Regions from separate parts of the Homo sapiens genome. Here regions 1 and 2 are each linked to region 3. A link is a loop called in an ENCODE intact Hi-C map of the cell type or tissue named here. Cell type or tissue: dorsolateral prefrontal cortex. All regions are shown on one strand. Links, peaks and the distances in the headings refer to the core of each region. The heading gives the core; the rest is flanking DNA.

Evidence for each region. Hi-C counts contacts between places; a loop is a spot of excess contacts. Peaks named below come from ENCODE experiments on the same cell type or tissue, not always from the same donor. Only the 100,000 strongest peaks of a DNase experiment are listed, where the experiment ranks them.
Region 1: a loop joins it to region 3, with 2.2 times the contacts of the local background. A loop is called at or near these places in 2 of 110 quality-filtered maps.
Region 2: a loop joins it to region 3, with 6 times the contacts of the local background. A loop is called at or near these places in 3 of 110 quality-filtered maps.

What each region holds. Positions count from the first base shown.
Region 1 is chr9:137,554,687-137,565,323 of GRCh38, reverse strand. DPH7 (diphthamide biosynthesis 7) reads left to right here. Exons shown (of 9, transcript NM_138778.5): 6 at 170-239; 7 at 366-431; 8 at 718-890; 9 at 9,676-10,637. The coding sequence ends at 10,085. Among named protein-coding and RNA genes, the nearest start is that of MRPL41, 8.1 kb to the right of the region's middle. In dorsolateral prefrontal cortex, for the core only: a CTCF peak has its summit at 5,984; no DNase peak of the experiment used is centred there; H3K27ac peaks cover 849 bases.
Region 2 is chr9:137,614,430-137,625,066 of GRCh38, reverse strand. It overlaps ARRDC1 (arrestin domain containing 1), which reads right to left. Exons shown (of 8, transcript NM_152285.4): 6 at 10,592-10,637; 7 at 10,067-10,508; 8 at 9,707-9,993. The coding sequence ends at 9,929. It overlaps EHMT1 (euchromatic histone lysine methyltransferase 1), which reads right to left and starts at 6,062. Exons shown (of 27, transcript NM_024757.5): 1 at 6,018-6,062. The coding sequence starts at 6,038. It overlaps ARRDC1-AS1 (ARRDC1 antisense RNA 1), which reads left to right and starts at 6,172. Exons shown (of 3, transcript NR_122035.1): 1 at 6,172-6,536; 2 at 6,876-7,133; 3 at 8,868-9,735. RefSeq lists enhancers at 4,936-5,654, 6,320-6,369 and a silencer at 5,980-6,279. In dorsolateral prefrontal cortex, for the core only: no CTCF peak of the experiment used is centred there; DNase peaks (open chromatin) are centred at 5,453, 6,166 and 6,426; H3K4me3 peaks cover 3,432 bases; H3K27ac peaks cover 1,719 bases.
Region 3 is chr9:137,690,313-137,700,949 of GRCh38, reverse strand. All of the region lies in intron 1 of EHMT1 (euchromatic histone lysine methyltransferase 1), which reads right to left. Among named protein-coding and RNA genes, the nearest start is that of EHMT1, 77 kb to the right of the region's middle. RefSeq lists enhancers at 4,733-5,417, 10,543-10,637. In dorsolateral prefrontal cortex, for the core only: CTCF peaks have their summits at 5,343 and 5,545 (motif pointing right); DNase peaks (open chromatin) are centred at 5,239 and 5,549; H3K27ac peaks cover 2,432 bases.

The DNA.
Region 1 (10,637 bases), core at 1,417-9,416, 140 kb after region 3:
CTTCCTCACAGACAGTCACCCAGGGGAGCTTCCTCACAGACAGAGTCACCCCGGGGAGCTTCCTCACAGACAGTCACCCCGGGGAGCTTCCTCACAGACATCAACGGCCTAACTGAGAACACTCATTTCCTGTCATTAGTGGTGTTGATGCTTCTCTTTCTCCACACAGGGGGCGACGATGGCCTTCTGAGGGGCTGGGACACCAGGGTACCCGGCAAATTTCTCTTCACCAGCAAAAGGTAACTGCCCAAGGGCCAGCACTCGGTGCCCACACCAGCCCCCGCGTTCCCTGGGTCACCAGCCCTCCCGTTCCCTGGGTGGGTCTGTGTGCTGGACACTGGTTCAGAAGCCGCCTCTGCTTGCAGACACACCATGGGTGTGTGCAGCATCCAGAGCAGCCCTCATCGGGAGCACATCCTGGCCACGGGAAGGTGAGTCCCCAGGAGGCTCTCGGGCCCTTCTCGTCTCTTTCGCTGTCCCCGGGGGGCTCCTGGGCCCTTCTTCCCTCTTTCGCTGCCTTTCCTCCTGGCACCATTGCAGCATTTCGTCTGCCAGTGCTTCGCCGGAGTGTAGGTATATGGGTTTGGTAAAGGGGACTTTGTCCTCGAGGGATGCATGGGACAGGTCTCTGGGAGACGTTCTGTGCCCCCCAGGGGCCTTGTGGAACAGGTGAGCCTGGGCTTTCCTTATATGCCTCCTGTGGTTGGTCGGTTTCAGCTATGATGAACACATCCTACTGTGGGACACACGAAACATGAAGCAGCCGTTGGCAGATACGCCTGTGCAGGGTGGGGTATGGAGAATCAAGTGGCACCCTTTCCACCACCACCTGCTCCTGGCCGCCTGCATGCACAGTGGCTTTAAGATCCTCAACTGCCAAAAGGCAATGGGTGAGTGGGGACCCGTGGCTGCTGGGCCTCAGGGCAGGGCACCAGTTCCCTGCCCCCTCGCTCTGCTGGGCTCTTCCCTCAGCTCCCTGCTCCCTTGCTCTGCTGGGCTCTTCCCTCAGCTTTTACACACTCCCAGCGTCGCGCCCTAGACTTGGTCGTGATCCATAACTGTCCCAGCTCCAGAATCTCTGCTCTCTAACCACAGTTTTCCCTGGTTTCCCAGCTCCGTCATTCCGGTGCCTCCTGCATTTCGGCAGACCTCTGACCCCACTGGGACCTCTAGTCTGGAGGCTTGGCCACCCATCACTCCCATAACCATCCTTGTCTGTGCTCTCCCATGCTCTTCCTGCCTGTGGTCAGCTGGGACTCTGTGGTCTGCTGCCCCCTGTGAGCTCACACTCCATTCCCTTCATCCCTTTCTCACACTCTGGGCAGAACCCAGTGTTGTTTTGTTGGGAACAAGCACCTCTGATTCTGGTTGAGCCGGAGAACGTGGCTGGAATCAGCTGTCCACGTTGTGTTCTAGTAGGTCCCTGGGATTCCTGGTGATCTGTAACATTTCTCTAGGCAGTAATCCCCCACTGTCAGAACTGGTTCACATTTTCTTCTCTCTGCTCAAACCTCCAGGACCTCCTCTTCCCTCCTGACTTGCAGCTCATGATCTCTCCTCTTTCGCCTCTTCTCTCTCCCCTCACTCCAAAAATAAGCAATCACAAAACCACCTCATCTTCCCACCATTAAGCCCACCAGCCTCTCGGGCCACCCACATGCTCTCTGCCCTCTGCAGCGGTGGGTGACCCACACCTGTTCCCAAGGCCAGTTTCTTCTCTGCACTGGATTGTACTCAAGGACTTGATTGACTCGATTTCCGCATGGTATTCCTCTTTTTTTTTTTTTTTTTTGAGACGGAGTCTTGCTCTGTCACCCAGGCTGGAGTGCAGTGGTGCGATCTCGGCTCACCACAGCCTTCGCCTCCTGGGTTCTAGCGATTCTCCTGCCTCAGCCTCCCAAGTAGCTGGGATTACAGGCACCCACCACCATGCCTGGCTGATTTTTATAGTTTTAGAAGAGATGGGGGGTTCACCATGTTGGTCAGGCTGGTCTGGAACTCCTGACCTCGTGATCCGCCTGCCTTGGCCTCCCGAAGTGTTAGGATTACAGGCGTGAGCCACCGTGCCTGGCCTGTATTCCTCTGTGTTTTGCATCTTTAGTTTCTCCATCTCTTCTGTATTGTTTCTGTTAGTTCTGTGAATGTGCTTTGTATTTCTCATCGTTTTTTGTTTTGTTTTGAGATGGTGTCTTGCTCTGTCACCCAGGCTGGAGTGTGGTGGTGCAATTGTAGCTCACTGCAGCCTCAACCTCCTGGGGCTCAAACCATCCTCCCATCTCAGCCTCCTGAGTAGCTGGGACCCCCATGCCAAGCCATAATATTTCTTGTATTAAAACAATTTGAGATCTTTTTTTTTTGAGATGGAGTCTTGCTCTGTCACCCAGAATGGTGTACAGTGGTGTGATCTCGTCTCACTGCAACCTCTGCTTCCTGGCTTCAAGCAATTCTCCTGCCTCAGCCTCCAGAGTAGCTGGGATCACAGGCTTGTGCCACCACGCCTGGCTAATTTTTGTATTTTTAGTAGAGACGGGGTTTCACCACGTTGGCCAGGCTGGTCTTGAACTCCTGACCTCAGGTGATCCGCCCACCTTGGCCTCCCAAAGTACAGGCATGAGCCACCGTGCCCAGCCCCTGGGCTCAAACCATCCTTCCACCTCAGCCTCCCGAGTAGCTGGGACCACCATGCCCAGCCATAATATTTCTCATCTTAAAACAATTTGAGGTCTTTTTTCTTTATTAATGGTGATACATTTTCCTCTGAGCACTGCTTTTGCTGCAACCCATACATTTTGGTATGTTGTATTTTTATTTTCATTCATCTCAAGGTACTTTCTAATTTCCCATGTGGTTTTTTTCTTCGACCATTGGTTATTTATGAGTGTGTTGTTTAATGTACATGTTTTTAAGTGCCCACATTTCTTTCTGTTACCGATTTCTAATGTTATTCCATTGTGCATTCCTGTTGAATTTACTGAGATTAGTTTTGTGGCCTAGAGTGTGGTCTCTGCTGGGGAGTGCCCCTGTGCACTTGCGGACGTGTGTTCTGCTGCTGTTGGCTGGAGTGCCCTGTAGGTGCCTGTGAGGTCTCGGCTTTATAATGTTCAGATCTTCTGGTTCCTTACTGAATCTCCTGTCTGGGCAATATTGAAAGTGGTCTGTTGGCTGGGCACGGTGGCTCACGCCTGTAATCCCAGTACTTTGGGAGGCTGAGGTGGGCAGATCACAAGGTCAGGAGATCGAGACCATCCTGGCTAACATGGTGAAACCCCGTCTCTACTAAAAATACAAAAAATTAGCCAGGCGCTGTGGTGGGTGCCTGCAGTCCCAGCTACTTGGGAGGCTGAGGCAGGAGAATGGCGTGAACCCAGGAGGCGGAGCTTGCAGTGAGCCGAGATCGCGCCACTGCACTCCAGCCTGGGAGACACAGCGAGACTCCATCTCAAAAAAATAAAAGAAAGTGGGCTATTGCTACCTCCAACTCTAACTGTAGAATTATGTATTTCCAGCCTCGTTTCCATCAGTTTTTACTTCACGTATTTTGGGGATCTCTTTTATATATGTTTATAATTCTGGTATCTTCCAGATGTGCTGACCCTTTTATCAATATAAAGTGTCTGTCTTTAAATCTAGTAACATTTTTTGTTTTAAAGTCAGTTTTGTCTGGCATTGGTAAAGTCACTTCAGTGTGGCGTGATGCATCGTTTTCATTCTCTTTCAGTTCACACCTGAGTCTGAGGCGAGTCTTTGGTATGGGGTCATGCTTTTTTTTTTTTTTTTTTTTGAGATGGAGTCTCGCTCTGTCACCCAGGCTGGAATGCAGTGGCGCTATCTTGGCTCACTGCAACCTCCACCTTCCGGGTTCACGCCGCCATTCTCCTGCCTCAGCCTCCCGAGTAGCTGGGAATACAGGCACCTGCCACCACGCCTGGCTAATTTTTGTATTTTTATTGGAGACGAGGTTTCACCATGTTGGCCGGGGTCGTGCATTTTTGCCAGGAAACCTGTGAAAGTGGCGCTGTGCCCTCCTTAGTTCCTCACATCAAGGGCCTATGATGCCACATTGTTCCATTTTTGTGAAATTTGGTCACTTTGTTAAGGTGGTGTTTGCCCCAATCCCTTCACTGAAGAGATACTATTTTCCTCTTTGGGATTAATCAGTAATCTGTGGTGAGAATCTTTGAACCTGTGTCAATAACTCCCTTTTCAGACTTTTACCCAATTCAGAGACAATTGGTGCTTGAATAAATTATGGTAATGGCAAAATGGTGATTTTCTTTTTTTCTTTTTTTTTTTTTTTTTTTTGAGATGGGGTCTTGCTCTGTTGCCCTGGCTGGAGTGCAGTGGCACGATCTCGGCCCACTGCAACCTCCACCTCCCGGGTTCAAGCGATTCTCCTGCCTCAGCCTCCTGAGTAGCTGGGACTACAGGTGCCCACCACCACGCCCGGCAAATTTTTTTTTTTTTTTTTGAGACAGAGTCTCACTGTGTCACCCAGGCTGGAGTGCAGTGGTGGGATCTTGGCTCACTGCAAGCTCCGCCTCCCGGGTTCACGCCATTCTCCTGCCTCAGCCTCCTGAGCAGCTGGGACTACAGGCGCCCACCACCACACCTGGCTAATTTTTTTTGTATTTTTAGTAGAGACGGGGTTTCACCGTGTTAGCCAGGATGGTCTTGATCTCCTGACCTCGTGATCCGCCCGCCTCGGCCTCCCAAAGTGCTGGGATTACAGGCGTGAGCCACCCTGCCTGGCCAATTTTTTGTATTTTTATTAGAGACAGGGTTTCGCCGTGTTAGCCAGGATGGTCTTGATCTCCTGACTTTGTGATCTGCCTGCCTCGGCCTCCCAAAGTGCTGGGATTACAGGTATGAGCCACCACGCCTGGCCATCTCTTCCCATTCTTAATGGCATTTTTTCCTACTCAGAACACAGCATTAACATATTATTTTTCTGTCCTTGCCCCACCTGTTTTTTCCTAAGTCTCAGCTCGCAATTGACTATTTGTTGTGCTCCCATCCATCCTGGTGACAGCTGTTCCCAGCCACCGCCTGTTTGGATAGAGCTTGCCTCCTGAGAGACGCTTAGGAGAGGCCCTCGGTGGTGTTTCCTAGACTTCTGAATACTTGATACTTTTCTCTGTAGCCTTGATAATTGAAGGAGAACTTGCCCATTAATCCCTTGACTTGCATTTCCTTTGCTTGAGTTTCTTAAACACACTCCAGCATTGTCTGTTGGGCACACACTGGGTCTCCTGCCTTTTAACTGCTTTTGTAAAAATTGTGATAAAATTTATGTAACATAAAATGCATGATTTTAGCCACTTTAAGTGTGCAATTTAGTGCAGGGACCAGCCCCACAGGGTCAGTGGGCTTCTCCCTGTGTGCGGCGACGAGAGAGTGTAGAAATAAAGACACAAGACAGAGATAAAAGAAAAGACAGCTGGGCCCGGGGGACCACTACCACCAATGTGCAGAGACCGGTAGTGGCCCCGAATGTTTGGCTGCACTGTTATTTATTGGATACAAAGCAAAAGGGGCAGGGTAAAGAGTGTGAGTCATCTCCAATGATAGGTAAGGTCACGTGGGTCACGTGTCCACTGGACAGGGGGCCCTTCCCTGCTTGGCAGCCGAGGCAGAGAGGGAGAGGAGAGAGAGAGAAAGACAGCTTACGCTATTATTTCTGCATACCAGAGACTTTTAGTACTTTCACTAATTGACTACTGCTATCTAGAAGGCAGAGCCAGGTGTACAGGATGGAACATGAAGGCGGACAAGGAGCGTGACCACTGAAGCACAGCATCACGGGGAGACGGTTAGGCCTCCGGATAACTGCGGGCAGGTCTGACTGATGTCAGGCCCTCCACAAGAGGTGGAGGAGCAGAGTTTTCTCTAAACTCCCCCGGGGAAAGGGAGACTCCCTTTCCAGGTCTGCTAAGTAGCGGGTGTTTTTCCTTCACATTTTTCGCTACCGCTAGACCATGGTCCGCCTGGCAACGGGCGTCTTCCCAGATGCTGGCGTCACCGCTAGACCAAGGAGCCCTCTGGTGGCCCTGTCCAGGCATAACAGAAGGCTCGCACTCTTGTCTTCTGGTCACACCTCACTATGTCCCCTCAGCTCCTATCTCTGTATGGCCTGGTTTTTCCTAGGTTATGATTGTAGAGCGAGGATTATTATAATATTGGGATAAAGAGTAATTACTACCAACTAATGATTAATGATATTCATATATAATCATTATCTAAGATCTATATCTGGTATAACTATTCTTGTTTTATATTTTATTTTACTGGAACAGCTCATGTCCTCGGTCTCTTGCCTCGGTGCCTGGGTGGCTTGCCGCCCACAATTTAGTGGTATTAAAGACATTCAAGGCCGGGCGCAGTGTCTCACGCCTGTAATCCCAGCACTTTGGGAGGCTGAGGCGGGCGGATCACCTGAGGTCGGGCGCCTGTAGTCCCAGCTACTTGGGAGGCTGAGTCAGGAGAATCGGTTGAACCTGGGAGGCGGAGGTTGCAGTGAGCCGAGATCACGCCACTGCGCTCCAGCCTGGCGACAGTGACACTCCGTCTCAAAAAAAATAAAAAATAAAAGAAGACATTCAAAATACTGTGCAATCATCACTGCTACTTATTTTCAAAACTTTTCTATCACCCCAAACATCCCTCCCCCAGCCTCTATAACCTCCGTTTACTCTGTCTATGGGGATTTGCCTTTTCTAGATATTTCATGGAAGTAGAATCGTGTGTCTTTTTATATCCGGCTTCTTTACATAGCTTAACGTTTTCAAGGTTCACCCCTGTTGGAGCATGTGTCAGAATTCTCTTTTTAAGAAGGTAATGATGGACCACATTCTGTCTGTTCATCCTCTGATGGACATTTGGGTTGTTTTCACCTTTTGGCTATGGTGAGTTTTTAGTTTTTTTTTTAAAGAGAGGGTCTTGTGTCCTGTCACCCAGGTGGGAGCGCAGTGGTGGAGTCAGAGCTCACTGCAGCCCGGACCACCTGGACACAAGCAGTCCTCCTGCCTCAACTCAGTCCTCAGTGTCGGGATTACAGGCTTGAGCCACTGCATCCAGCCTTCAGTTCTTAAAGTTGAAGAGGTGAACTAAGACAGGTCTGAGAGTTCAACATTCCAGGCCAGTTTTGTCAGGTACTCTGTATAGGCCTTTTTTTCTTTTTCTTTCTTTTTTGAGACGGAGTCTTGCTCTGTCTCCCAGGCTGGAATACAATGGCACAATCTCAGCTCACTGCAACTCCCACCTTCCGGGTTCAAGCAACTCTCCTGCTGCAGCCTCCGGAGTAGCTGGGATTACAGGTGTGTGCCACCACGCCTGGCTAATTTTTGTATTTTTTAGTAGAGACGAGGTTTTACCATGTTGGTCAGGCTGGTCTTGAACTCCTGACCTCAGGTGATCAACCCGCCTCGGCCTCCCAAAGTGTTAGGATTACAGGCGTGAGCCGCTGTGCTCGGCTGGCCTTTTTCATAACTTTATTTATGTATTTTTTTGAGACAGAGTCTTGCTCTGTCGCCCAGGCTGGAGTGCAGTGGGGTGATCTCAGCTTACTGCAACCTCCACCTCACAGGTTCAGGGGATTCTCCTGCCTCAGGCTCCTGTGTAGCTGGGACTACAGGCATGCGCCATCATGCCTGGCTAATTTTTGTGCTTTTAGTAGAGATGGGGTTTCACCATGTTTCCCAGGCTGCTCTCAAACTCCTGCCCTCATGTGATCCACCTGCCTCGGCCTCCCAAAGTGCTGGAATTACAGGCGTGAGCCACTGCACCCAGCCTGTATCTTTAATTTAAACAATTTTTTTTTTTTGAGACAGAGTCTTGCTCTTTCACCCAGGCTGGAGTGCAGTGGCACGATCTTGGCTCATGCAACCTCCACCTCCCACGTTCAAGCAATTATGCTGCCTCAGCCTCCCGAGTAGCTGGTACTACAGGTGCATGCCACCACACCCAGCTAGTTTTTGTATTTTTAATAGACACGGGGTTTCACCATGTTGACCAGGATGGTCTCGATCTCTTGACCTTGTGATCCACCCGCCTTGGCTTCCCAAAGTGCTGGGATTACAGGTGTGAGCCACCGCGCCCGGCCTAATTTTAAAACAATTTGTATTGTCTGGGTGCGGTGGCTGACACTCGCAGTCACAGCACTCTGGGAAGGGTGGGCGGATTGCTTGAGCCGGGAGTTCAAGACTAGCCTGGACAACATAGTGAGACTCCGTGGCCACAAAAAATAGAAAAAACTAGGGGGCATGATGGTCGCAGCTACTCAGGAGGTGAGGCAGGAAGACAGAGCCCAGGTCAGTGCACTCCAGCCTATGCGACAGAGTGAGGTCCTGTCTTGAAAATAAAAAGAGGGAGGAAACGTTGGCCTGTGGCTAATCAGAAAGGGCCTCCCATTCTTGGGGTCGCAACAGTGTCTTCCGTCCACTCATTCGCTGTCTTTTTCCCAGGCTGTGGCTCTCTGAGGGCTTAGACTCTGCCTTATTACCTTTTCCTAAGCTGTAGAAGAGGTCCTGCTGGCCCGAGTGGACGTGTTGAGCGATTGCTGGATGAAAGACTAGCGGAGGTCCTGCCTGCCCTGTGACGCTACCTCCCAAGGGACAGTAACGGCCTCCCCAGGGGCTTCCTCCCGAGGGTCGCCCCACACATGCTGCTCGAGGGCCCCTGTGGCTGTCTCTGAACATTCAGCATCTCACTCCTCCTCGGAGCCACCTCTGCCCAGTTGAAGCCCTGGGCCCAGGGTTGGGCCTCCCCGGCCCAGGCCCATACAACCTCGGCACGTTTTGTAATCCAGTGCGGTCCTGTTCTGCCCTCAGCCCTTCTTCCATCAGCACTCATTCTGGTTCTGATTCCGGTCACTGCTGGCATCAATCCCTGTACTTCAGAGGTAGCGATGGCAGCCCTTTCAGAGCCCAAGTGGCCACCCAGCCTTGCAGCCCCTGGCTCACCTTCCACTTGCTCTCTGCAACTGCCCCTGCCAGCCCTGGCCTTGCCTCCTGGACTCCAGATCGCCTCGGGTTTGGCCACGCCTCGTCATTCCCTCTGTTGCTGTGTGCTCTGGGAGGCAGTTGTGGCCTCTTTCCAGTTGCCGTAGCAACTTCTATAAAGAAACTGCTCACTTAACCTTGTCAGTGGCTCCTTTCCAAGCCAGAATCCAGACTCTGAAACAGGGCGTGCCGGACCCTGCATGCTTGGGACGCTCCAGCCCACTGTCACTCACTGACAGTGCCATGGCTGCCTGTTTGTGGTTCCCCGTGCGAGCCTTGGACTTTCTCACCTCTGCTGTACACATGCTGCCTGTTCCTCAGACATCCCCTTCCTTCCCAGCTGGCTAAAACTCCTTTGTTCTTTGGTTTTAAGTGTTAACTGAGGTCTTTCCCCCTCTCTGGCTTTTGCCGTATTCTTCACCATCAAGTGAGGTTCTGTAGCCCCGCTTGATGCTTCTCTTGGAGGCACACAGGCGTGTGCACTGCAAGATGACGGTCTGTTTCTTCTCCAACATATGCCCAGGTCTTGCTGGTTCCTTTGCATGACACAACGGCTCCTCAGGAAACACTTGCTGACCTGTGAGGGGCTGTTCTTGGAGTCTCCCTGTCAGGTGTGACAGGTTGGGGAGAGGCTCTGGGTGATGTTGTGTTTCCTGGGTTCTCCCATCTCTCACTCCAGAGGAGAGGCAGGAGGCGACGGTCCTGACATCTCACACATTGCCCGACTCGCTGGTGTATGGAGCCGACTGGTCCTGGCTGCTCTTCCGTTCTCTGCAGCGGGCCCCCTCGTGGTCCTTTCCTAGCAACCTAGGAACCAAGACGGCAGACCTGAAGGGTGCAAGCGAGTTGCCAACACCCTGTCATGAATGCAGAGAGGATAACGATGGGGAGGGCCATGCCAGACCCCAGAGTGGAATGAAGCCACTCACAGAGGGCATGAGGAAGAATGGCACCTGGCTGCAGGCTACAGCAGCCACCACACGTGACTGTGGCGTGAACCCAGAAGAAGCAGACTCAGCCTTCAGCCTCCTGGCCACCTGCTCCTTCTATGACCATGCGCTCCACCTCTGGGAGTGGGAGGGGAACTGAGCTTGAAATCATGAAGCCCCTTCCCACAAGGAAACCAGGAGGGAGACTGCGAGTGAGTGCCCGGGACCACCTCATCAGAGATGCTTACTGCAGCCCTGCAGGTGCCTGTGCACTGATGGAATCCACAGTGTAGTCAGAAAAGCTGTTGACTTCTCTTAAATCAGCTTCCCTGCTGGGCCCCTGAAAGTGGACTGGGTGATTCTGTCTGGCAGAGAGTGGGGAAAAGACGCGGTTTCCAGCTTGCAGATTTGTTAAGTTTCTCAGGCAGATTTTGACTTTCAGCCTTTCATACTTGTTTAAGCAACTATTTGTATTAAATGAAGTTTTTTGAAAAACACGAGTTTATAACATGTTTAAAATGAACATTTTATGCCTCATCATGGCACCAGAAATGCTTGTATAGATTGAGCACAGCCAGTCCAAAAATCCAAAATCCCAAAACTTTTGGAAAATCCCGCAGCTGAACTCATGTGACGGGTTGCATATATTATTAAAACTACTGAGCACAGTCACAGTGGCCTGTAATCCCAGCACTTTGGAAGGGGCTGAGGC
Region 2 (10,637 bases), core at 2,390-10,389, 77 kb after region 3:
CTACCGAAAATACAAAAATTAGCGGGGCGGGGTGGCAGGAGCCTGTAATCCCAGCTACTTGGGAGGCTGAGACAAGAGAATCACTTGAACCCAGGAGGTGGAGGTTGCGGTGAACCCAATCGCGTCACTGCACTCCAGCCTGGGTGAAAAGAGCAAAACTCCATCTCAAAAAAAAAAAAAAGAAGAATGAAACTGGGCCAGGCTCGGTGGATCATGCCTTTAATCCCAGAACTTCAGGAGGCCGAGTTCAAGACCAGCCTGGGCAACATGGCAAGGCCCTGTCTCTACAAAAACAGAAAAATCACTGCCGGGAACAGTGGCTCACGCCTGTAATCCCAACACTTTGGGAGGCTGAGGCGGATGGATCATTTGAGGTCAGGAGTTCGAGACCAGCCTGGCCAACATGGTAAAACCCCATCCCAACTAAAAATACAAAAATCAGCTGGAGTCCAGGCATGGTGGCTCAAACCTGTAATCCCAGCACTTTGGGAGGCTGAGGAAGGTGGATCACTTACTTGAGGTCAGGAGTTCGAGACCTGCCTGGCCGATATGGCGAAACCCTGTCTCTACTAAAATTACAAAAATTAGCCAGGCGTGGTGGTGCCCACCTGTAATCACAGCTACTCGGGAGGCTGAGGCAGGAGAATTGCCTGAACCGGGCAGGTTGCAGAAAGACAAGATCACACACCACTGCATGCCAGCCTGGGCAACTGGATGCCAGACTGGGTGAAACCATGTCTCAAAAAAAAAAAAAAAAAAGAGGCCGGGCATAGTGCCTAATGCCTGGCCTGTAATCCTAGCACTTTGAAAGGCTGAGGTGGGCAGATCACAAGGTCAGGAGTTCAAGACCAGCCTAGCCAATATGGTGAAACCCCGTCTCTACTAAAAATACAAAAAAATTATCTGGGCGTGATGGTACACACCTGTTAATGCCACCTACTCAGGAGGCTGAGCCAGGAGAACCACTTGAGCCCAGGAGACGGAGGTTGCAGTAAGCCGAGATGGCGCCACTGTACTCCAGCCTGGGCAACAGGGTAAGACTCCATCTCAAAAAAAAAAAAAAAAAGAAAGAAAGAAAAATCAACCGGGTATGGCGGCACACACCTGCCGTCCCAGGTACTACTCAGGGCACTGAGGCAGGAAGATTACTTCAGCCCGGGAGGTCAAGGCTGCAGAGAACTATCATTGAACCACTCCTCCAGACTGTCTCAAAAAGAAAAAAGACCAAACCAGACTTCTCAAGAGCAACAATGAAAACTGAAAGATATTGGAGCTATGACTTCAAAATGACTTTCCAACCTACCAGCCAAACTTACTAAGCGCACGGGCAGAATAAAGACATTTGCGGCCGGGTGCGGAGGCTCACTCCTGTAGTCCCAGCACTTTAGGAGGCCGAAGTGGGCAGGTCACCTGAGGTTGGGAGTTCAGGAGCAGCCTCGCCAAGAAGTTGAAACCCCGTCTCTACCAAAAATACAAAAATTAGCCAGGCACAGGCGTGGTAGCAAGCACCTGTAATCCCAGCTACTTGGGAGGCTGAGGCAGGAGAATCGCTTGAACCCAGGAGGCGGAGGCTGCAGTTAGCAGAGATAGTGCCACTGCACTCCAGCCTGGGCGACGGAGCGGACCTCCATCTCAAAAAAAAAAAAGAGTAAATACATTTTCAGACACGCAAACCCCAAAAGTTCACCGCTTACCACACCTTCCTGGCTAGCTAACGGAGAGTGTGTTCCATCACCAGGAGGGAATAAACAGTGAGCAGCATCAGACACAGGGAAAGGTGAGGAGACTCCTTTGGATGATGCTGTGTACCAGGCAGAGGGAACATGCATTCTTTTTTTTCTTTTTTTTTTTTTTGAGACGGAGTCTTGCTCTGTCGCCCAGGCTGGAGTGCAGTGGCATGATCTTGGCTCACTACAAGCTCCACCTCCCGGGTTCACGCCCTTCTCCTGCCTCAGCCTCCCGAGTAGCTGGGACTACAGGCGGCCGCCACCACACCCGGCTAATTTTCTTGTATTTTTAGCAGAGACAGGGTTTCACTGTGTGTTAGCCAGGATGGTCTCGATCTCCTGACCTCGTGATCCACCCACCTCAGCCTCCCAAAGTGCTGGGATTACAGGTGTGAGACACCGCGCCTGGCTGTATTTTTTTTTTTTTTTTTTTGAGACAGGATTTTGCTCTGTCACCCAGGCTGCAGGGCAGTGGCACAATCACAGCTCACTGCAGCCTTGGCCTCCTGGGATCAAGCGATCCTCCCACCTCAGCCCCTCAAGTAGCTGGGACTACAGGCACATACCACCACCACACCCAGCTAACTTTTTTACTTCTAGTAGAGACAAGGTCTCACTCTGTTGCCCAGGCTAGTCTCAAACTCCTGGGCTCAGGGGATCCTCTCATCTCGGCCTCCCAGGCATGAGCTGCTGGCCCTGGCCAAGAACATACATTCTGATTGGGGCAGGATGAACATAAGAGAACAAAAATCTTCTCTAATCTAAATCTTACACTAATTCACCATTAATGGAAGTCCATAGTCGACCCCTAAAGTTGGTGAATAAAGACATGACAATACAAACATATATTTAGAAACATGAAGTAAATGCTCAAGAGATGCAAGTGGGCTGCTTCTTCTCTAGAAAGACAGAAGATGATCGGCCGGGGGCGGTGGCTCACGCCTGTAATCCTAGCACTTTAGGAGGCCAAGGCAGATAGATCACTTGAGGTCAGGAGTTCGAGACAAGCCTGGCCAACATGGTGAAACCCCCATCTCTACTGAAAACACAAAAATTAGCCAGGTGTGGTGGCAGGCGCCTGTAATCCCAGCTACCAGGAAAGCTGAGGCACAAGAATCACTTGAATCCGGGAGGCGGAGGCTGCAGTGAGCCAAGATCGGGCCACTGCACTCCAGCCTGGGCAATAGATCAAGACTCATTCTCAAAAAGAAAAAAAAGGGGGGAGGGGGGAGGGATAGCATTAGGAGATATACCTAATGCTAAATGACGAGTTAATGGGTGCAGCACACCAACATGGCACATGTATACATATGTAACAAACCTGCACGTTGTGCACATGTACCCTAAAACTTAAAGTATAATAATAATAAAAGAAAAAAATAAAAAGAAAAAAAAAAGAAAGACAGGAGATGAGAACAGCTTTTTTTTTTAAGGGTTTTAGCACTGATTTTTTAAATTATGCGCACGTGCCTGCATTATTTTAAAAAAGAAAAAATAAAGAAGCGATACATAGTAGCCACCCTGCTACTTGCCTGAGAAAGCCTTCCTGCTGGAAGGTGACGTTTTGCTGAGACAAAAGCCTTGAGTCAAAGGAACCCTAGGATCTGATCCTCAGTGACCCTGGACATATTTAAACCCTAAGATGCCCCATTTACTAACTAATCCACAAATGGGGAATGGAGGATATATTCAACTACCTCAGTAGTTTTTTTTCTTTTTTTTTTCCTGAGACAGTCTCTCACTCCGTTGCCCAGGCTGCAATTACAGGCACACACCACTATGCCCAGATAATTTTTGTATTTTCAGTAGAGACAGGGTTTCAACCATGTTGGCCAGACTGGTCTCGAACTCCTGACCTCAAGTGATCCGCCCACCTCGGCTTCCTAAACTGCTAGGATTACAGGCATGAGCCACCACGGCTGGCCAGTTCTTTTTGGTAGGAAAATGTATTGACTATCTTTGTAAATCAAGGAAAAGAAATGAAGTTAGATAAGTTTCCAGTGTCAGCTTTATTACTTTAATCATTTGGCAATTAATGAACCCTGACCCAGGAATCATTTCCCAGGTTTAGTGACAACAGTGATCACATGCCTACCTACTGTCCAGAAGGCCAGAGTTGCTGCGCTACACACAGGGGCTCCCTCACCTTCTCATACACCTTGATGATAAACCCTTAGAATTATCAATCTAAAAACAGAGCTTTTATTAACCTAAAATGACCATCACAGATATAACACATTTAGCAAGCATCAGCTCTATGGCCAAACCACCTGCAACTCCATCTTCTTGGCCACAAGCTCTTCAATCTTGGGCCTCACTGCGCCTGTCTTCTCATTTATAAACGGGGAGGTAACAGTACCTACCTCTTAAGGTTGCTGCTAGGCTCAAATTATTGAATTCATGCAAGGCACTGGCACTATGGCAGGGTTGGACACAAGTCAGGGCTCAGTCAACACAGGCTGTCATTCTCATCAGGTGTGTAAAGCCCTATTCAAGGCTGCCTATGGAACCAGAGACATCTGGAGCCATTTGCTCATCGGTCATGTATTAAACACCTACTACGTGCCCAACACTGTACTAGTGCTGGTCCTACAACCGACTGGCCAAGTTATCTAACCCTTCCTCCTCAGCTAAACAGGAAACAACAGGACGGGCACAATGGCTCATGTCTGTAATCCTAGCACTTAGGGAGGCGGAGGCAGGCAGATCGCTGGAGTCCAAAAGTTCAAGACCAGCCTGGGCAACATGGTGAAACCCCGGTCTCTACCAAAAAAATACAAAAAAATTGGCCAGGTGTGGCAGCACCCGAGGTGGGAGACTCCTTTGAGCCTGGGTGGTCGAAGCTGCAGTGAGCAGTGATCATGCCTCTGCATTCCAGCCTGAGTGACAAAGGGAGATCCTGTCTCAAAAAATAATAATAATAAATAATAATTTAAAAAAGGAAATAACAGCACCTGCTGCACAGGGTGAAGAAAACCGAGGGAGGCGCCTGATCTAAAGGTCTTGCACAGTGTGTGGGATCCAGTGGGTACTTCATAAATGATAGAATTCATCACTACACGTCTTCTCCCCTACAAGCCTAGAAGTGACTTGAAATTTTCTAATTTCGCTTTTTGTTCTCAGTGACTAATATTAATTCCTTGAATGCTGCAGATACTCAGCAAAAACTCCTTGCATTGAATTTAAGAATTCCCCTGCACCTTCCCAGTTTACTTATTTCAACACCCCCCAAAAATGCAGGAAAAAAATAAACAAAAAGGCCATACATTACCTGAGTTAAAATACAGTGTTAAGTCTATGCACCAGGATACTGTACGGCTTCTTACTACACCTTAACTTTCTAAGCTTTAGAAGTCTCAACTGTTACTAGACAGTTAATTTCAAAGAAATACTTCTACGCTGACAGTTTTCTCCAAACCGGTCCCTTATCTCAGCCCTAGGACCACACTATTTCTGCATCTCCACGGACACACCACCTCCTGCTTGCTTTTCCTTCAGAGGGACGCCAGTGGTCCACTCGCAAGACTTTAATCTCTACGCTGCTTCCTTTCCTAAGCAAGGAAACAAACTATCCTTGAGAATGAGCACGGGGAAGGCCGAGACCATTAACAAAAGAATGTGAACTTTTTACATCGAGAGCCCTTTAAAGCTGCTGGTTTGGAAATAAACTTGAGTCCGCAAGCTTCCCACCGAGCGTGCTTTCCTGCTTCTGACAGCCAGCAGGGCTGGAGCAGCATTGTCTGGGGAGAAACACGCCGGGACTGGCCAACTTTTCGTTAAAGATGGTGCCATCCTACTCAGAACAAAGTGAAAGGTCAACGAAGCGAAGGAAGAGCTCCGAGAGGAGGGACAGCCTCGCCTCGGCCGGCGCTCCAAAGTTGGCCGGCCCCGCTACTTTTCCTTTTGTCCTCCGCACCTCCCCGGCACCCTGGCCGAGGCCCTCCCCGCAGATCCGGCTTGCGGGCGGCGGCGGCGGCACGGGGTCCGTGGGGGGCGCGGGCACAGGTACGCGGTCGCCTCCCTCACCTGCGCCCCCGCCCGCTCCCCCAGCCGCCGCCCGGCCCGCGCCGCGCACAAAGCGCGCCCGGCGGGAGCGCGGGCCGGACGCCCGGCGGCCTCGGCCCGGCCTCGGCCTGAGGCGGCGGCAGCGGCGGCGGCGGCGGCGGGGGGACCCGGGGCCCCGCCCGCCCGCCGGCCGCCTGCCGCCGCCCCGCCCGGTTCTTCGCCCCCGCGCCGCCTCCGCCGCTGCCCGCCGCCCCCGCGCCGCCCCCCGCCGGCCCCGCTGCTCACCTCGGCATCGGCGGCGGCCATGGCCCGGGCCCGCAGCGTGGCCCCGCCCCTCCCGCGCGCCATCGCCCCGCCCGCGCCTCGCGGCCCAGAGTCGGGGCGGGGCCGATCGCCTACGTCTGCGCCTGCGCCTGCGCCCGCGCCTGCGCGTTGGAGCTCGACCGGTGCGGCGCCTGCGCACTGGAACCAGGCGTGCGGCGCCCCAGGCGCCGGGCCTGCGGCGGCCGGAACCGGAACGCGCGCCCGCGGGGTAGGAGACCTGGAGCTGGAGAACCCGCCCGCCAGAGTCGTAGTAGTGGATGGGGAGTAGCCGTCCCATTTTCAACACATGTCTCATTCTAAATTGACGTTTTGGTGGGCTGGCCGAAGAAGGAGAAAGACCCGCGGCTCCGACCTCTGACCTCTAACCCCGGACGCACTTTGATTTCGCCGGCTTGCGCGGAAGGCTGACTCCCTGGGCCGCGGCCTGGCGCGGGAGCCGCCTGTGGGGTGTCCCCGGCGCGGGAGGGTGCTCTGGTTCAGGCAGGTTCCCGTTGCGGCGGGGTTCCCTCGGTTGGGAGGAATGCCCCTGCCGAGGGTATGCTCCGGCTGGAGGGGGTGTCCCTAACGGCGGGAATACCTGGACTGGCTGGGGTGTCCCACTGGGGAGGGTTTCCCGGTGGGGAGGTGTCTGGCGGGGGAGCGGCTCCGGCTAAGCATGGGTGTTCTGCTAGGAGGATGTGTCTGGCTGGGGGCGGTGTCCCAATCGGGAGGGTTGCCCTGATGGGGGAGGTTCTACAGTTGTGGAGATGCCAACCTGGGGGGCGCTCCGGTTGGGGGGTGTGCCCTCTCTGGTTACCCCGCTCTCGCTGCCACTCATAGGCCCGCTGCCCAGGTATGCACAAGTCAAGGCCTTTTCTGCAGACCAAGTAGCCTTCCCTGGAGAGCGCCCCCAGCACCACGGAAACTACCTACATGCCCCGCGGTGGTCAGCCCGCCTTATCCCAGCCCCGAGACCCAAAACAAGAAGCATGGACTGAATTTGAGGTTTCTGGATGGTCGTGTGAACCGAGGGGACGGGTACTGGACTGACAAGAAATGAGCCTTGAAGGTCAATCTGGGTGACACCCGAGTCTCCTGGTGAGTCGGACTCCGGAGAATTATCTCAAGTCCAGCATAGACAGCGCACATAGACAGAAAAGGAAACGGACAATCCCAAGTGCCAAGGGAACCTTCCCAGGTTTCTTTAGGGCAGCTAAACTGCTCTGTCAAAGCCTAAGTCCATTTATGACAGGCCGAGCACCCTGAGCCCTCGCAGGAGACACGAGCGCCTTCATGGCCCTCCTGCCCCGCACCCACCTCTCCGCCACCCCTGCTGTCTGTCCCTTCCCTGAAACCTTTATTTCGAGTGTCTTTGTGGCTTCCCTCTTTACCATCCTTGAGTTGAAATATCACCTCTTAAGGGAAGCCTTCCCTCTCCTCCCTAGTTAAAATGATACTGCCCCCCCATACCTGTCTTCGTTGACTTACTTGGCTCCATCACAGTGTGTGTCATGTGACTCTCCCACATCCTGATTTGGAATATTGTCTCCCTACTAGAATGTAAGTCCATGGTGCCTAGAACAATACCTGGTGTACAGGAGACAAAATATTTGTTGACTGGGCCGGGTGCGGTGGCTCACGCCTGTAATCCCAGCACTTTGGGAGGCCGAGGTGGGCAGATCATGAGGTCAGGAGATGGAGACCAGCCTGGCTAACATGGTGAAACCCCATCTCTACTAAAAATACAAAAAATAGCCGGGAGTGGTGCTGGGCGCCTGTAGTCCCAGCTACTCGGGAGGCTGAGGCAGGAGAATGGCATGAACCCGGGAGGCAGAGCTTGCAATGAGCTGAGATTGTGCCACTGCACTCCAGCCTGGGCAACAGAGCAAGACTCTGTCTCAACAACAACAACAAAAAAATTGTTGACTGAATAAAGGGAGTTAGAATGTGAAGAAAAATCCTTCACCAAGCAAACATCCACCCTAAGTGAAGGTGTGGGAAGCAGCTGCAGGCAGCTTTTTCACTCCATTTTTCCATCAGCTGCTACCCTTGTGTGCCCCTCAGCACTTATGTCAAGATGCTGCTCTCAGCACGTGACATGCTAACACTGCAGACTTCAGGTCAGTCCTGAGAGGCAGGCACTGTTCTTACCCACATTTTATAAGTGACTGAACTGAAGCAAGGGAGTGGTGAGAGGCAGTGATGGGATTCAGCCCAGGAGGCCTTCCTTTCAACCATATACTGCACTGCTTCCAGGAGGCGCTTCACAGATGACCCCACCTGTGGTACACTTTCTGCTGTTCTCCAATATTCATGCTGCCTGTCCCACAATTAGTAAAATTTTAGCCAAGTACAGGACTGCCTGGCTAAAGACCACATTTCCAACAGGAAGGGGACAGGTCAGAGACAAAAAGTGACAATCCATTTCCCAGTCTGTCCCTCAAAAGTCCCACCATTAGGCTGGGCAGTGGTGAAAGCTGTCAACAGCCATCTGGGAGCCAGGGATGGGAACCACTATGTAGGAATGACAACTCTGCCACAAGGCCAGGATCTGCCCCCTCTGGACTGTTCAAGAAATAAACTGTCATGCTATGAGGGTGGGGGGCTGTACCCTACAGTCCCACGAGTTTTTTGTGGGGTTTTGTTTTTTTATTTTTTGAGGCAGTCTTGCTCTGTCACCCAGGCCGGAGTACAGTGGCACAATCTCAGATCACTGTAACCTCTGCCACCTGGGTTCAAGCGATTCTCCTGCCTCAGCCTCCTGAGTAATTGGGATTACAAGCATGTGCCATGATGCCCAGCTATTTTTTTTTTTTTTTTTTTTTTGTACAGATGGAGTTTCACTATGTTGCCCAGGCTGATCTGGAACTCCTGACCTCAAGCAATCCACCTGCCTCAGCCTCCCAAAGTACTGGGATTACAGGAGGGAGCCACCGTGCCCGGCCTGGTCCTGTGCATTTTATAGATAAGGTAACTGACAAACCTAGCCACAGTCACCCCTTCGCCCTAAAGGAGAACTGGAATTTGAACCCAGAGCCTTCTTCACCACCATCTCCGTTGTTTCTGGAAGCACCCTCCAGGCAGGCCAGCCAGCATCACGGGGCCTCCCCTGGGGCTGGAACGTCTGCAGGATGCCCCTTTGAGAAATGCTGTTCCACAGAACCCTGCCTTTCAGGCCTTGGAGACGTGGGCAGGGGAGAAGCAGCGTCCCTCAGAGCCAGGCCTGGCAGTGGTGCTAGCAGGGGCCAAGGCCCAGGGAGCAGGGTCTCCTGTCGGAGGGACCTGGGCAAGCCCCTCCACGCGCCAGCGGGTTTCTCAGCAGGGGAGGTCCACACCACACCGCTTGGGAACCTGGGTGCCTAAACGCAACAGGAGCCAAGGCACAAATTTAACCAAACACCAAGGTTGCGTGAGGCCCCATTTCATGAGCCGGGCTCCAAGGACGTGTCCTTAGGCGGCTCTGGAAGGCCCAGCGCCAGCCCCCGTCCTCTGTTAAAGGGAGCCAGCCCCGCGGCTCCGCCCAGGCATGGTAGCCTGAGCGCGCCCCCAGGGTAGTAGGGGGCACCTGAGGAGCAGGGTCTGCCCTGGCATGAGCAGAGCCCAGGATGGGGTCAGGGTCAGGCCCTGCCAGAGGCTGGAGGGTGCCCAAGGCGAGGCCGGTGAGGCCCAGCTCTACAAATAAAGTGTTTTATTTACAGGAGTTGTCTCTCCAGGTCCCAGCTCCCTGCCACCCCCACCCCAGCCCCAGGGAGAAGAGGGCGGATGCCAGAGGAGCTGGCAGAGGCTGGGCAGGTCCTGAGTGGGCCAGGCTAGGCCAAGAGAGAAGGCACGAGGCCCTGGGCGCCCCAGTCCCAGGGCAGAGGCCAGGCCTGCCTGGAGAAGGCAGCACGGGGTCAGCTCTCAGGGGTCAGGCTGGGTTCCACGCCGCCGCAGCTCTGCTCATAAGACGGTGGGGCCTCTGCGGGAAGAAAGCAGGGTCTGCGTGGGGCTCTTGGCGTCCCCTCCCTGCCAAGCCCTGGCTGTCGACTCACCATAGGGGTAGCCCCAAGAACTGTACTCTGGAGGAAGAATCAAGGTGCTGGTAGTGGGCACTGGCCCCCCGGAGCCCTCTGCAAAGTAGGGGACAGTGGCACCTGTTGAAATGCACAAGGGAGGGTGCAGCGGGTGTGAGGCAGGGCTGCCATCCTGAGGGCAGGGCTCCGGCGCACCAGGCACAGAACTCAAGGTGGCCAGCAGGGGCTGCCGCTGCGAATGGCTCTTGGTGGAGAGGAAGACGGGGTCCAAGAAGTGGGGGCCGCCAGCCGCAGCCTCAGCCTCAGCCTCCTCCTGGGGTGGTGCGGAAGGCACCACCAGGGGTGGGGCCCCAGGAGGCAGCCCCAGGCCTGGCCGGGGGCTCACTGGGGCATGGTTCACAGCAATATTGCCAATGAAGACCGGGAGGGTCACAGTAGCTTCCGGCGCCTTCAGAGAGACCTGGACAGGATTGAGGTGGGGCATGAGGGGCCAGGGCCAAGGCCACTAGGCCTCAGACCACCCAGCCCCCAGCAGCACCAAACCTGTAAGTAGTAGTCGATGTGGATGAGGCTGCAGCCCGGCAGGGCC
Region 3 (10,637 bases), core at 816-8,815:
AAACCTATACAGCCTGCCCACAGAACCATGAACCGATTAAACCTCTTTTCCTTATAAATTACCCAGCCTCAGGTATGTCTTTATAGCAGTGTGAGAACGAGCCAATACACCCAGAAACCTGGCATTTTTTATAGTAAAACAAGAGCTACAATTTGTAAAGCCAGAATTGATCACAGGAACAGTTCCTTCACTGACCTATCCAGATTCTCATCAATGTCACAGCCTATAATAAAACCTCAATTAGAACAGTACCTAAGCATCAAGGGCTGAATGCTATGGTAGGGAGGGTGGGGTGGCATGGCAGGGGTGCAAAATCTACCCAATCCATGATCAAAATGGGTCACAACAGCAACAAATCAAACCTTTTGAGAAAGGAGAACAGCGGACTAATGAGGCCCACCTCAGCACACATTTGACGTGCTTGAGCTGGACTCCACCATCCTTCTAGAAAACAACATTGTCTTCTTCCGAATGCCCACTTTAATATATTGTCTAAGGCACTGATGTGGCTGGAGAAAAAAGGATTATTTCCCACTTCGTGAAGTTTTTTCCTTAAATGTTAATTGGTGGGTTCAGATAGACACAAAAACTTAAGGGGAAAAAAGTTCCCCAGATAGTGAAGTAGAACTCAGACCCCATGCTGCACGTGGAGGCCAAGTACACAAGCAGCTCCCGGGGAGGTGGGCACTACAGGCTGTCATGACATGAGACACCCAGTTACATTCACAGCTCAGAAAATATCCAAAAGGGATAGAGGGATAGGAGAAATACTCACATGTCAAGTCCATAAAATAAATGTATTTTATAGGTAAATACTGGTGTGTAGCTATATTCATGCCAGTGACCTCACAAATTCTCTTTAGCAACACAGGACAGAAGACAGTAACCTCTTTATTCCACATGATGATATACATTTACGTAACTGAAATGTTCTTCATGATTAAAATAAAAAGCTTCAAGTTTTTACAACACTACCACTTTATTTGTATGTCTCTTCCTCTAAATGTAATCATAAAATAAGCATGCAATAATCACAACTTAACATAATCTGTAGGAAAAACAAAGGCAGCATATACATATTTGCTTGTTCATTCATTTTTAGAAACAGGGTCTTGTTCTGTCACCCAGGCTGGAGTGCAGTGGTGCAACCACAGCTCACTGCAACCTCCAACTCCTGGGCTCAAGAGATCCTCCCACTTAGGCCTTCCATAGGTGGGACTACAGGCATGTACCACTGTGCCAGGCCAACATCTTTTTCTCTTTTTTTTTTTTTTTGAGACAGAGTCTTGCTCTGTCACCCAGGCTGGAATGCAGTGGCGCAATCTCGACTCACTATAACCTCCGCCTCCTGGGCTCAAGCGATTCTCTTGCCTCAGCCTCCCAAGTAGCTGGGATTATAGGCGCATGGCAATTAGAGCCTGGCTAATTTTTGTATTTTTAGTAGAGACGGGGTTTCATCACATTAGCCAGACTGGTCTCAAACTCCTGACCTCGAGTGATCTGCCCACTTCGGCCTCCCAAAGTGCTGGGATTACAGGTGTGAGCCACCATGCCTGGCCCAACATTTTTAACTGAATTAATTTCCTTCTTGTGGCTGACAGGACAACATTATTTTTCATCTACAAATAGACACCTCTCCATTGTCATTTAATACGAAATGACCATGCATCCAATATAATGTGTCATAACAGTTAACCTTAACTTTACTACATTAGATGTTAGATGCTTTTTTAAAAGACAATTTCTATTATACCTACAGTATAAATTATTAAACTTTTGTGAAGAGCTCAGCATCACCTTTCCAGAGAAGACGGCAGCGCGCCTTCAGGGTTCAAATGCCTGCTCCTGTGGAGCCTCCTCAGCCGCACCTGCACCAGCAGCCCACCTAAGAGATGAGGCACCATCCCCCACAGGCGAAGAATAGGGCACACCCTGCACCCTGCAGGTGAGGTTCCCAGTGCGTGGCCTCCTGCCCCATCAATTTCTACCAAACTACTGACTTTTTTTTTTTTAAATAAACAATGTATAGTGGGGGAAAGATCATAGAAACTGAGACACTGCCCTTTATAAGATTCCTAAAATTCAAAGACAAATAAGGACTAGACATATTTTGGATAATCTCTGTTAAAATTATTCAAAGACAAGCCCATAAAAATATTTAAATAATTTTATAAATTTAAATTTTAAAGAGATAGGAAAAAGAACCAATGGAACTGTGTTGACTGCGACACTGGCCACTGGTATGTCATGAAGAAAAGACTCAATGGTTTCATGGCTGCTGGTAAACCTAGGCCCTGCCTGACCCTGAAACAGACTGAGGGTGCACCTAAGGTTCCAGGCTGGCAGGAAGGACCCCTGCCCATCTGCATCTGGGCCCTGGGGATAGCCAGCCACCTCCCTGCCCACTCTACCTTTGAACAACCTGGCAACCTGCTCACTAGCTTTAAAAATCCTTTCAGCGATACCTGGTGTTAGGCAGCTTCAATGGTCTTCCAGAGACTTTCTCACCCACTAAAGAGATGACACCTGATCCTTCATGTTTATCAAAGACAGAGCAAACAATGGCATTTTACAATCCGCCCAGTCAATACCACCATGAGGTGAAGATTAATAAGGTAGTTTACCATGTCTACAATAATACATCTACATCACAGTTACCTCAGAAGTGATCATTTCTTTTCCTAGTCAAAGTGTGGAGTTTCCACGGCAATCCCTGCTTTTCTACAACATGCTGGATAAGACAAAATGCGTCCACGTTTTGTCAACAAACCAGTAATAATGATCCTCCTCAGCGCTTGTGACAGTGGCCTCCGTTTCCACACTGTGTCTCTGCATGCTACCAGGAGGCTGGAGTGAAAGCCAGGGAGTGAGGCCTCCGCGAGCCACGCCGCCCTCACACGCTGCCCTCACGACAGTGGGGATTGAGGCCTCCGCGAGCCACACCGCCCTCACACGCTGCCCTCACAACAGTGGGGAGTGAGGCCTCCGCGAGCCACGCCGCCCTCACACGCTGCCCTCACAACAGTGCCATCCTCCCTTTGGACCAGAATATGCAATCACATTTTACTCAAAAAGTCAAACTACAAAAAAGGAGCTGTATGGATAGAATCATCTGAACGGAAAACTTAACGGGGAGAAAATATAATCATCTTATCTCAGGGTTCTTTTGCTCATTTTTCCAGAAAGCTTTGTTCTTTTCTTAGACTAAACAAATTACTGAAGACTTCTTGTAATTTGGCTTTATTTTACAAGGATGCAAGAATAAAAACTACTTTGGAAATGAATATTCTATCAACATATTCACTCTAACTTACCAAATATAATGTAAATGATCCAAAGGAAAAATTTCTAATCTCAACAGTAAGATTTTAACCACAAAAAGTGTCCTTCTACATGAGGCTAAAAGAAAAATCTTTAAAGTTACCAGAAATTTAAAACCGCTTCAAAAAAATCTTCAAACAGTATGCTAGGTAAACTGTATGACCCTGTGTGCAGTGAGCACAAGGCCAGGCCGGCCGATCCCAGTGGGCAGAGCAGGATCTCCCTCAGGGCAAATGAGCTCCAGGAGTGCCTGCCCTGGAACCAGAGACCCCCACAGAAACATGGAGGTCAAGTGCTAAAACAATCAGGCACATGGATCTCAAACTCTGCACTGGTTGTTTGTTTGTTTTGAAACAGACAAACTCTGTCATCCAGGCTGGCGTGCAGTGGCACCATCTCGGCTCACTACAACCTCTGCCTCCCAGGTTCACATGATTCTCCTGCCTCAGCCTCCCAAGTAGCTGGGATTACAAGTGCATGCCAACATGCCCAGCTAATTTTTGCACTTTTAGTAGAGACAGGGTTTTACCACATTGGCCGGGCTGGTCTCTAACTCCTGACCTCAAGCGATCCGCCCGCCTCAGCCTCCCAGAGTGCTGGGATCACAGGTGTGAGTCCCCACACCCAGTCTCTGCACTGTTTTCACAGGGCCAGCTCTGTGGTCTGCTCTGGGGTCCTGTGCCTCTGGGTCAGAAGTACCAGAAGGCACAACTACAAGTGAGAAGCACACAAGCTCAGGAGGAAAGGAAGGAAGACGCAGGCATGCTCCCCTGGAACTGATCTGGTATTCTTCCCAGCATGGCCTCTACACACTTCCACCTTGCCATTTGTGTTTTGGGAGGGGTGTGTCAACTTTCACATATTACCTACCCGAGCTTTGAAGATACCCCCATGACGGCAAGACATGAAGAAAATGGAAGGAAAAACCCTTGTGCGGTCTCTTTAAACTTATCTTCGTGATTCTACAGTTGAACTTGATGTTTGCCTTTCACAACCTGGGGGAGACTATTAGAAGGAAGGTCCTTCTCCCCCTCAAGAAAATACATTGGTCCACTGGACTATCCTACACGCTATCAACATTTAAAAACGTCATTTCACAACAACCAACACAAAAGACTGCCTTCTCTACCTAACAGTGGAGATTTTTCTTTATTCTAGTCAAAATAAGAAAAATGTCACATTCCAATCTGCCATTTGCTCCCTTCTGCTTTAGGAAAGCCCAGGATCTGGAAGAGAGACTTGTCTTCTCCTTGGGAACTGTAACAGCAGCAAGAAGGAACTTTAAATGCCAAACGGCTTCTCCAAGATGGGAAGCAACTTCGGTCCAGGAAACTCGTGAGATGAAGAGCACTCTCTACCCGCCCCCTAATTTTAAACCATTTTCCACATACCAATTTCACCAGCTAATTATCGAAAGGGGTGGAGAGAAAAAGAATGAATCCTTTCAATATCTGAGAGATTTTCTTTTCCCTCTTTTGTCTTTTTGTTTTTTCCCTTGGCAGAAAAAGGAGAGTTGGTTCCTAAATTTGGAAAAAAACAATTAATATCCAAAGTAGCCCCAGAAATTACATTTAAGGGATTTTAAAATATCAGGACAGATTCCCTTTCCATCTGCTGCTTAACCCTTGATTGAGCCTCTCTGCAAAGAAAGACAATCAAAGGTGGCCCCGTCCCTACTACTGCCTTTGTCCAGTTCTTTCGGCTATGGCATTTGTCCAAAGATGGCAAAACCAGTGCAAATATCTGCCAGTCCCTCATGTGCCTCCAGCAGTACTCTGAGACTCCACCATCGAGAGGTGGGTCGGTATCCCCCTCCTTTGCCTGGGTGGACCTGAAGTATGTGGCTGAAGTGGCAGCCCATGACACAGACGGCGGCCTCAACCCAGCTCTGCCTTGCTAGCTTGCTCTGTGCTGCCTAGCCACTGTGTGTGAGGGGCCCACGCCACCCGGGAGGCCACACATGGGTGCCCTAGCCAAGAACCCACTAACTAGCACTGGCCACCAGATGTGGAAGGACGCAGCCCACACTAACACCACCCCCATGTTCGAGTCTTCCAGCTGAGACTCATTGACCAAAATAAAGTCATCTCCTCTGTGCCGTCTGAATTCCTGTCCCCTCAAAGGGATAACAAATGATGATTGTTGTTTCAGCCACCGAGTTTCAGGGCAGTGCAGTCCCTGGCGGGAGACAAGGAAAGCAATGCTCTTTGTCCTGACCTTCTTCCCCTCGCCAGCAGGGGTCAGAGCAAACCCCAGCTCCAGGGCTCCGTCCATGCTCCCAGCACAGGCCCGACACACAGATCTCACAGCAATCCAAGCTCTGGGGCTCACCTGCCACCAAGGCCTAGGCTCAACGGCTGTAGTCTGTACCCTCAGGGAACTGGACCAACAGAGAAGATCAGCAAACCAGGAACGTGAGCAGTCTAAGTGCTCCTTACAGAAGAAACACGTGCCGAGGGGAGGCACACAGGGCCGGGCGGCCGGTAATCCAGGTGCCCAGGGTGTGAGCACCTGCCTGCAAAAACCCCAAAAACTCCAAATTCCCATCAGCCAAAACCTGTCTGTTTAGAGTCTTTCAGGTCCAAAACCAAAAAGTAGCCATGACCAGAACGGGTGCCTTGACATAACTGGTGAGTGTGAGGTCAGAGGGTATGTGCTCTAAGGGCAGTCAAGCTGGAAACGGCTACTTGCCGTTCTTACCGCCACTAATATGCTGATGCTCTAGTTTATCTACCATCTCCTTCAAGACCGAGAGTACAATTCTGACAATCTGGTTTACCTGCAACATCAAATTCCTGGGCCTGCCGAGCTGATGGCCTGCCTTCCAGGAGATTCGCCGGGTCAAGGGCACCCCGAGGCCTCGCGCCTGATCACCTGCTCGCCAGCCTCCTGCTAACAGCTCCTGCCTGTGTGCTAGGCGCGTCTCCACCATGGTTGGGCTGCTGACTGGCACATGGCTCAGAGCACAGCCCTGTGGAGACTTACAGCCTCTACCCGCCCAAGTGAAACTGGAAAACATCTACTCCTTCCCTGAGTTTAATATGGAGCAAATTAAGATGAAAATTCATGGAACCTATCAGAAACCACAAGGTTGCTGACCAACAAGACTGCCGACCAACGAGACTGCCTCACAGGCAGGAAGAAGGGCACGGAGCCGGCCTCAGCTGTGCGCCTCCTCCAGTCCCAGCGTCCTGCGCCACCGCATGGTGGGTATCGGCCAGTGTCCTGTGCCACTGTGTGGGGGGTATCGGCCAGAGTCCAGCACCATCGCCTGGTGGGTATCGGCCAGCGTCCTGCGCCACTGTGTGGGGGGTATCGGTTAGCGTCCTGCGCCACTGTGTGGGGGTATCGGCCAGCGTCCTGCGCCACTGTGTGGGGGTATCGGCCAGCGTCCTGTGCCACTGTGTGGGGGGTATCGGCCAGCGTCCAGCACCATTGCCTGGTGGGTATCGGCCAGCGTCCTGCGCCCCTGTGTGGGGGTATCGGCCAGCGTCCTGCGCCACTGTGTGGGGGTATCGGCCAGCGTCCTGAGCCACTGTGTGGGGGGTATCGGCCAGCGTCCTGAGCCACTGTGTGGGGGGTATCGGCCAGCGTCCAGCACCATCGCCTGGTGGGTATTGGCCAGCGTCCTGCGCCACTGTGTGGGGGGTATCGGCCAGCGTCCTGCGCCACTGTGTGGGGGGTATCGGCCAGCGTCCTGAGCCACTGTGTGGGGGGTATCGGCCAGCGTCCTGAGCCACTGTGTGGGGGGTATCGGCCAGCGTCCTGAGCCACTGTGTGGGGGGTATCGGCCAGCGTCCTGAGCCACTGTGTGGGGGGTATCGGCCAGCGTCCTGCGCCACTGTGTGGGGGGTATCGGCCAGCGTCCTGCGCCACTGTGTGGGGGGTATCGGCCAGCGTCCTGAGCCACTGTGTGGGGGGTATCGGCCAGCGTCCTGAGCCACTGTGTGGGGGGTATCGGCCAGCGTCCTGCGCCACTGTGTGGGGGGTATCGGCCAGCGTCCTGAGCCACTGTGTGGGGGGTATCGGCCAGCGTCCTGTGCCACTGTGTGGGGGGTATCGGCCAGCGTCCTGCACCACTGCGTGGTGGGTAAGTGACAGGCAAAGCTTGATAGACTGGCTAGATTCGAATCCCAGCTCTGTCATTAATGAGATGCGTAACCTTGGTTTCTTAACCTCTCTGTGCCCGTTTCCTCTGCAGTAAAATGGGAACAACTAACTACAAAACCAGTTCAGCAGGCTATGCGGGGGCTGCAGGACTCAGGACTGTGGGTGATGCCTAAGTTCTGAATTGATTATCAGCTCTAATATTATTCAATATATTTAATAAATATAAAATTAAAGTGTTTAGTATCTGCCACATGGAAGACATCAGTCACTGCTTGTTAGATACCCGCTAACTTGAACTGTTCAAAAACAAGTCCAGTCCCCTTAGCCCGGCCTCACTGTGCGTCTCCAACTCCACGCTGTGGCTCCGGCCCTCAGCCCATCTCCCCTACGAGTTTAACAATTAACCTGCTCTTTCCATCCACCCACTACACTTTTCCTTTCTAAAAAGTCTTATTATTGCCATGCTGAAAACCTCTGCTGTGCCCATTCGCCAAAGGGTCCAAAGCCCCCAGGTGAGGCAGGCAGAGGTGCCGTCCAGCCGATTCCAAGGACAACCCTTGTGGCCACATCCACCCCGGACTCTCAGGCTTCTGATTGTCCCTTTTTTCCAAAAGACACCCTACCACTGCCCGCACGTGTTCACCCCTCCTCAGCCGGCTCTGAAGTCAGCTCCTGCCCAGGTCTCTTCCTTGGTGCTCCCACACCCAGCAGCAACAGACACTGCGCACTGGAGCATGATGGCTTCACCAGGGCTGGAGCAGGCGCCTGAGCATTGTTCACTGCCGTCCGACACACACACACCATGCAACGTGCTTCTGACCAGCGCGCAGATCATCTAGCTCCTCCCACACATGGAAGATATCAACGTCTAAAAGAGAGTTTTCTCACTTTTTATGGTTTTAAAAACTCCTTTCTAAGTAAAAAGAAAAAGTTGATGGAAAAACACCATCTGAGGCCGGGCTCGGTGGCTCACGTCTGTAATACCAGCACTTTGGGAGGCTGAGGTGGGTGGATCACCTGAGGTCAGGAGTTCGAGATCGGGCCTGGCCAACACAGCGAAACCCCGTTTCCACTAAAAATACAAACACTAGCCCGGCGCGGTGGTGCACGCCTGCAATCCCAGCTACTTGGGAGGCTGAGGCAGGAGAATTGCTTGAACCCAGGAGGCGGAGGTTGCAGTGAGCTAAGATCACACCACTGCACTCCAGCCTGGACAACAGAGTGAGGCTCTGTCTCAAAAAAAAAAAAAAAGAAAGAAAGAAAGAAAGAAAAGAAAAAAAAGAAAAACACCATCTAGTGACGACATGCCATGTGAAAGATCCACAGGTGCACGTAAACGTTCTTCATCAGCGCTGAAGGAGCCCCTTCCCCAGTGGTGTTCTGGAACCTTGCCTGATACTGGCTGGTGTTGTGTATGATTCTCATCCTATACCATTTCCAAATTCTTACACACATCACCCTTCTCATTAGTTCTGCCTGTTTTGCACTTCAATACAATCAGGAATATCCTGTGAATTTTTAGTAAACTGCACTTCATTTATATTTCAGGGAAAGAGAACACTCTCAAAAGGTCCTCTATTAAAAGAGGAAGGAAATGAGAGAACCAGGGCCAGGAAACACAGGGCCCAGTCCCTGCCCAGGGGAGACAGGGCGCTTCGCATGTGGGCGGGAGCCAAGAGCCAGGCAAGTGTACCAAGCACAAGAGGCCACTTCACACCCAGGAGAGACTGTCATCAAAGAGATGGACCCTTACAAGTGCTGGCAAGGACGTGGAGAAGCTGGAACCCTTGCGTGCTGCTAGTGAGAATGCAAAATGGTGCGGTTGCTATGGGAAACAGTATGGCGGTTCCTCAACACATCAAAAATAGAATTACCATATGACCTAGCAATTGAAAGCAGGGTCTCAAAGAGATATTTACACACCATGTTCACAACAGCATTGCTTGCAATAGCCAAGGGGTGGAAGCAACCCAAGTGTCCATCAACGGACATCCACTAATGGACAAACAAAATGTAGTCCATTCATACAACAGAACATTACGGCTGGGCGCGGTGGCTCAAGCCTGTAATCTCAGCACTTTGGGAGGCTGAGGCGGGCAGATCACTTGAGCTCAGGAATTCGAGACCAGACTAGGCAACACAGAGAAACTCTGTCTCTACAAAAAAAAAATTTTAAGAAAAAAAAATATATTTTATATATATATATATAATTACATATATACTATTCAGCCTTAAAAAGGAAGGAAATTCAGACACATCCTATAACACAGATGAACCTTAAGGACATTATGCTATGAGAAATGAGCCAAGCACAAAAGATAAATACTGTATGGTCCACTTGTGTAAGGTCCCTAGATAGTCCAAGTCTTAGAGACAGGAAATAGAAAGGTGGGTGCCAAGAGCTGAGGGGAGGGAGGAATGGAGACTTGGCATTTAATGGAGACAGAGTTTCAGCTTGAAATGATGAAAAAGTTCTGGAGCTGGATGGTGGTAACAGCAGCACAATGTGAATATACTTAACAATACTGAGCTTTATACTTAAAAATGGTTAAGATGGTGAATTTTATGTTATGTATATGTTGTCATAATTTTAAAACATGTTTAAATGAGTCCTCTCTGTATGACCCAGCACCTTAACTTCATGGTGCTTATCTAGAAACACTCTTGGACATGTACATGTGGAAGAATATATGATGCTGTTTAAAGCAGCAGTGCAATTTGTAACAGCAACATACACAAGTGATGATCACAATGACCACCAACACGGGAATGTTTAAAGGAGAGGGCTGGGTGTGGTGGCACACGCCTGTAATCCCAGCTACTTGGGAGGCTAAGGCAGGAGAATCACTTGAACCCGGGAGGCAGAGGTTGCAGTGAGCCGAGATCGCGCCACTGCACTCCAGCCTGGGCGACACAGCAAGACTCTGTCTCAAAAAAAATAAAATAAAATAAACAAGAAACAAGATATATTCTTCGACATCTAGTCTGTAATTTTTTTTTTTTTTTTTTTTTGAGACAGGGTCTCACTGCCACCCAGGCGGGAGTGCAGTGAGGCAATCACAGCTCACTGCAGTCTTGAACTCCTGGGCTCAAGCAATCTTCCCACTTCGGCCTCTCAAAGCGCTGGGATGACAGCATGAGCCGCTAAGCTCAGCCTCCTGCTGTCTGATTATTATGCAACAGCTCATAAAGTTGATCTCTATGTA